2 separate regions of the Homo sapiens genome follow, and region 2 is linked to region 1. Evidence: read pairs that join two places in POLR2A ChIA-PET (ENCODE). Cell type or tissue: PC-3. All regions are shown on one strand. Region 1 has its middle 5.8 kb from the start of MLXIP. Region 2 overlaps VPS33A (VPS33A core subunit of CORVET and HOPS complexes).

The links. Peaks named below come from ENCODE experiments on the same cell type or tissue, not always from the same donor. Only the 100,000 strongest peaks of a DNase experiment are listed, where the experiment ranks them.
Region 2: POLR2A ChIA-PET joins it to region 1 with 10 read pairs; 12 of 35 experiments call an interaction of 5 or more read pairs at or near these places.

The regions. Positions count from the first base shown.
Region 1 is chr12:122,071,658-122,074,157 of GRCh38, reverse strand. No RefSeq gene overlaps it. Among named protein-coding and RNA genes, the nearest start is that of MLXIP, 5.8 kb to the left of the region's middle. RefSeq lists an enhancer at 1,810-2,500. In PC-3, no CTCF peak of the experiment used is centred here; a DNase peak (open chromatin) is centred at 1,367; H3K27ac peaks cover 513 bases.
Region 2 is chr12:122,235,488-122,237,987 of GRCh38, reverse strand. It overlaps VPS33A (VPS33A core subunit of CORVET and HOPS complexes), which reads left to right. Exons shown (of 13, transcript NM_022916.6): 11 at 2,065-2,202. Among named protein-coding and RNA genes, the nearest start is that of DIABLO, 11 kb to the right of the region's middle. In PC-3, no CTCF peak of the experiment used is centred here; no DNase peak of the experiment used is centred here.

The DNA of each region.
Region 1 (2,500 bases):
GTGAGTCCCTTAAACCTCTTTCTTTTGTAAGTTGCTCAGTCTCGGGTATGCCTTTATCAGTAGTGTGAAAATGGACTAATACAGATGATTTCTCATTTAGTGTGTTGTTGTTTTGTTTGTTTGTTTTGAGACAGGGTCTTACTGTGTTGCCCAGGCTGGAGTGCAGTAATACAATCAAGGCTTACTGCATCCTTTACCTCCTGGACTCAAGTGATCCTCCCACTTCAGCCTCCAGAGTAGCTTGGACTACAGGTATGTGCCATTACACCTGGCCAATTTATTAATTTTTTGTAGAGACTGGGTCTCCCCATGTTGCCCAGGCTGGTCTTGAACTCCTGGGCTTAAGTGATCCTCCCACCTCACCCTCCCAGAGTGCTGGGATTACAGGTGTGAGCCGTCACACCTGGCCTCGTTGTAGTTTTGATTTGCATTACTCTGATGATCAGTGATGTTGAGCATCTTTTCATATACCTGTTTGCCATTTGTATGTCTTCTTTTGATAAATGTCTATTCAGTTCTTTTGCCCATTTTAAATCAGATGATTAGATTTTTTTTCCTGTAGAGTTGTTTGAGCTCCTTATATTGTCACCTCAATAAATTTTAGAGGATAGAAGGTAAAATAGTCTTTTCATCCATTGGCCACATTAGAAAGAATTACTACTAGAGGTTGTTCTCTCCAAGAAGACAAAAATGAAATTCAAGTACGAGAACGATATGGAACACAAGAAACAGTGTAGCACAAAAAATAAAACTTAAAACTGGGTTTTTAAAGTTATGATTAAAAAAAGAGTTTTCGCCAGGTCCAGTGGCTCACGCCTGTAATCCTAGCACTTTGGGAAGCCAAGGCAGGTGGATCACCTGAGGTCAGGAGTTTGACACCAGCCTGGCCAACATGGTGTAAACCCCGCCTCTACTAAAAATACAAAAATTAGCCAGGCGTGGTGGTGTGTACCTGTAATTCCAGCTACTCGGGGCACTGAGGCACGAGAATCGCTTGAACCTGGGAGACGGAGGTTGCAGTGAGCTGAGATCACGCCACTGCGCTCCAGCCTGGGTGACAGAGTAAGACTCCCTCTCAAAAAAAAAAAAATTATACCTCATTTCAGAAACATTTCTTAGAGGTCTTTCTTACTTTCTGTTACTTTTTTTTAAAATTTAGTGATAGCATCCTCTTCTTGTTTTATGTATGCAATATTGTCTCATCTCTCCCAGAAGAATATTTTGAGTTTATTTGAAGTTATCTTTTGCTCCCTGCATTGTTTATATTTCTTTTCTCTCTCTCTCTCTCTCTCTCTCTGTTTGTTTTGAACTCCCTCTTCATGTTGGAAGCTTTCCTCAGAAGTCTGGAAAGGAGCCCATGAGGATGACTGATAGGATCGGTGTGTACGGCAGGAGCATGGCCTGTCAGCGAGTAAGCCAGTGGGTGGCCAGGCAGCTCTTTGGTCAGAGGCTTCTAAATGTCAGTATCTGGAGGTCTTCTCTGTGGGTGGTTCTGATTGCCCGGGGGGACCTCCAACTGCCTTCTGGGAGTGTGTATGTCTGGCTGCTCAGTTTCTGGAGCAAGGCCAGGGAAGAGGGCAGTCATTTTGCTGTTTGCTCTGCCCACTGCCACTAAATCTCTCTGCTCTCAGCCTCTGGCAACTCACTCCCTGCACTCAATGCCTGCCATCCCCAGTTCTAGAGCCTCTTTGATTTAATTTCTCCAGAAGCTAAACCTGGAGAGGGAGAGGGCTAGTCACCCGAGAGCACACAGGATGGGGGATGAGAACCCGGAGGTCTTACTGCTCCATATACAGACTTTGTTTTTAGTCCCCTCCCTACTGCAGCACTGAAGCCTCCAATTCCTGGGACTTTCTGGGATTCCAGGAGAGAACTGGCCTGCTTTTCTCTGGGATCTGCTTCTACAGGTTTGGAGCTACAGGTGTTGTCTTATTTCACTAAATATGGATTTCTGCTTCTGTTTCTTGTTCTCTTTTACTTTGAGGGTGATTTAGGAGCAAAAGGGGTGACCATTTTTTTTTTTTTTGAGATGGAGTCTGCTCTGTCGTCCAGGCTGGAGTGCAGTGGCCCAATCTCGGCTCACTGCAACCTCCGCCTCCCGGGTTCGCACCATTCTCCTGCCTCAGCCTCCCGTAGCTGGGATTACAAGCGCCTGCCACCACACCTGGCTAGTTTTCTGTATTTTTAGTGGAGACGGGGTTTCACTGTGTTAGCCAGGATGGTCTCGATCTCTTGACCTTGTGATCCGCCCGCCTCGGCCTCCCAAAGTGCTGGGATTAGAGGCATGAGCCACCGCGCCTGGCCGATGTTTTTACCATAGTAAAAACTAACATCTAGACAGTTTACTAAAATTTTGAATGATTTGCTAACATTGTAAAAATCATGACATTTCATATTATAGACATTAGAATGTTAGGATTGGCTGGGCGCCGGTGGCTCACGCCTATAATCCCAGCACTTTGGGAGGCCAAGGTGGGTGGATCATTTGAGGTCAGAAGTT
Region 2 (2,500 bases), 160 kb before region 1:
ATAGCAAGACCCTGTCTCTACAAAAAAAATACAAAAATTTACCAGGCATGGTGGCTGTGTCTGCAGTCCCAGCTACCCAGGAGGCTGAGTTAGGAGGATTGCTTGAGCCCAGGAGTCCAAAACCAGCCTAGGCAACATAGCTTGTTTACAAAAAGTAAAAAATAATAATAATAGGTAACATTTCTTGAGCATTTACTATGTGCTAGGATCTATTGGAAAAACTTTATAGGCCGGGCGCGGTGGCTCTGTACCCTGACTCTACTAAAAATACAAAAAATTAGCCGGGCGCGGTGGCGGGCGCCTGTAGTCCCAGCTACTCGGGAGGCTGAGGCAGGAGAATGGCGTGAACCCGGGAGGCGGAGCTTGCAGTGAGCCGAGATTGCGCCACTGCAGTCCGCAGTCCGGCCTGGGCGACAGAGCGAGACTCCGTCTCAAAAAAAAAAAAAAAAAAAAGAAAAACTTTATGTGCATTCATTTGTTTCATCTTCACAATACTTCCTTGTTAACTGTAGTTACCATAACAACAACAACAAATATTCACAACAGCCTTGTGAGTTAGAGACTGCTATCGTCCCAGTTTTATGGATGAAAAACTGAGGCACAGACTAGTTTAGGTAACTCACCCAAGGTTACCTGGCTGGTAAGTGGCACAGCCAGTGGTAAACCAGGCAATTTGAGTGTAGCGCCCATGTTCTTAACTCCGCAGTTATACCACGGAGGAAAAGAACTTTCTGCAAATTTCTGATGACAGTTGCTTAGCAGGTTTACTTAAATTAAGCCTGTGTTACTTATAATAAGGAAAAGGCCACTCTTGTTTTTGAAAAGTCTCCCCTTTGTTTGAAAATGACTCAGGTAGTATTTATTTGCTGTTACCAGTGACAGTTAAGTACATTTTTATTAAAATTGAGTGCTCATTAATTTTTTGTTTTTGTCTTTTTTTAAGTTATGTATCCTTGTGTAAGAGTCAAATAATGCAGAAGTACACAGAGCAAAATGTGAACGTCCCCTGTACCTTGCTCATACCCCAGTTTCCCTCCCCAGATGTGACCAGTGTCAGCAGTCTGATTTGCTTCCTTCCAAACTCCATTCTTTGCATTTAGACAGAATGTTTCCATACACAGACTTCAGAGCAAGACTGGCTGGATCCAGGTTTCAGCTCTGCTCTTCACTAGCTGTGTGACTTTAGGCAGGTTATTTAAACATCTCTGTAAAATGAAGGTAATGATACCTACGTCATGGGGTTAGAGCCGGGATGACTGAGTTAATGTATGTAAGTGCTTAGACCAGAACAGTGCCCAGCTCATAGAAAGTATTTTATAAGTGTTGGCTACTTTTTAAAATTTATTTATTTTTTGAGACAGTATCTCACCCTGTTGCCCAGAGTGGAGTGCAGTGGCACAATCTTGGCTCACTGTAACCTCCTGGGTTCAAGCGATTCTCCTGCCTCAGCCTCCCGAGTAGCTGGGATTACAGGTACATGCCACCAGGCCCAGCTAATTTTTTAATTTTTAGTAGAGACAGGGTTTCACCATGTTGGCCAGGCTGGTCTCAAACTCCTGACTTCAAGTGATTGGCCCGCCTCGGCCTCCCAAAGTACTGGGATTACAGGTGTGAGCCAGCATGCCCAGACCTTGGCTACTTTTTAAAAATAGAAATAATGTCCTACTCTACATGTTATTTTTTTTTTAATATATTCTGGAGACCTTTCTTATCAGGATGTATACATATGCCTTACTCTTTTTTAGAGCTAATTATATCCCTTATAAAAATATACTATCATTTATTTGATGCTTGCTTAGATTGGGTCCATAAATTCTGACTTTAAAGTAAAAATTTTAAATTTCTCTTTGAAACAGTGAGCTGAATTAATAGTAACAGGCAAGCAGTTTTAGGACAAGTTTCATCCCTCCACCCTGTCCTCTGTGCCCATCCACTAACATTGCTGGACTTTGGTAACATGTCCTGCAGTACAAACCAAATTGATTTGTTGGAAGTGCCCTTCTTTGAAAATTGCAGAAATCCTTTTCCTGATCTGACATCAAGGCCAAATGACTTCCCTTGCAGACATACGGCTATGAGCACATATTGACCTTACACAACCTGGAGAAGGCCGGCCTGCTGAAACCGCAGACGGGGGGCAGAAACAATTACCCAACTATACGGAAAACATTACGCCTCTGGATGGATGATGTTAATGAGCAAGTAAGCCACACTTCTCCACCTCGTCTCAGCTTAGGGACTGGTTAGATCGTCCAGGTGACAACACATGCTTCTGAACCTACACATCTGCCTTGCTTTCTGAAAACAATTTTCTAATGTTTTTGAAAAAGTAATGTATGCATGTATTGTATCCATCAGAATCCTAGAAGGACACAGAGAATGCTCTTAAACTGGGGAGTTTCTGGAGAGTTTAATAAAGATGTGGGCTGGGCGCGGTGGCTCACACCTATAATCCCAGCACTTTGGGAGGCCGAGGCGGGCAGATCACTTGAGCTCAGGA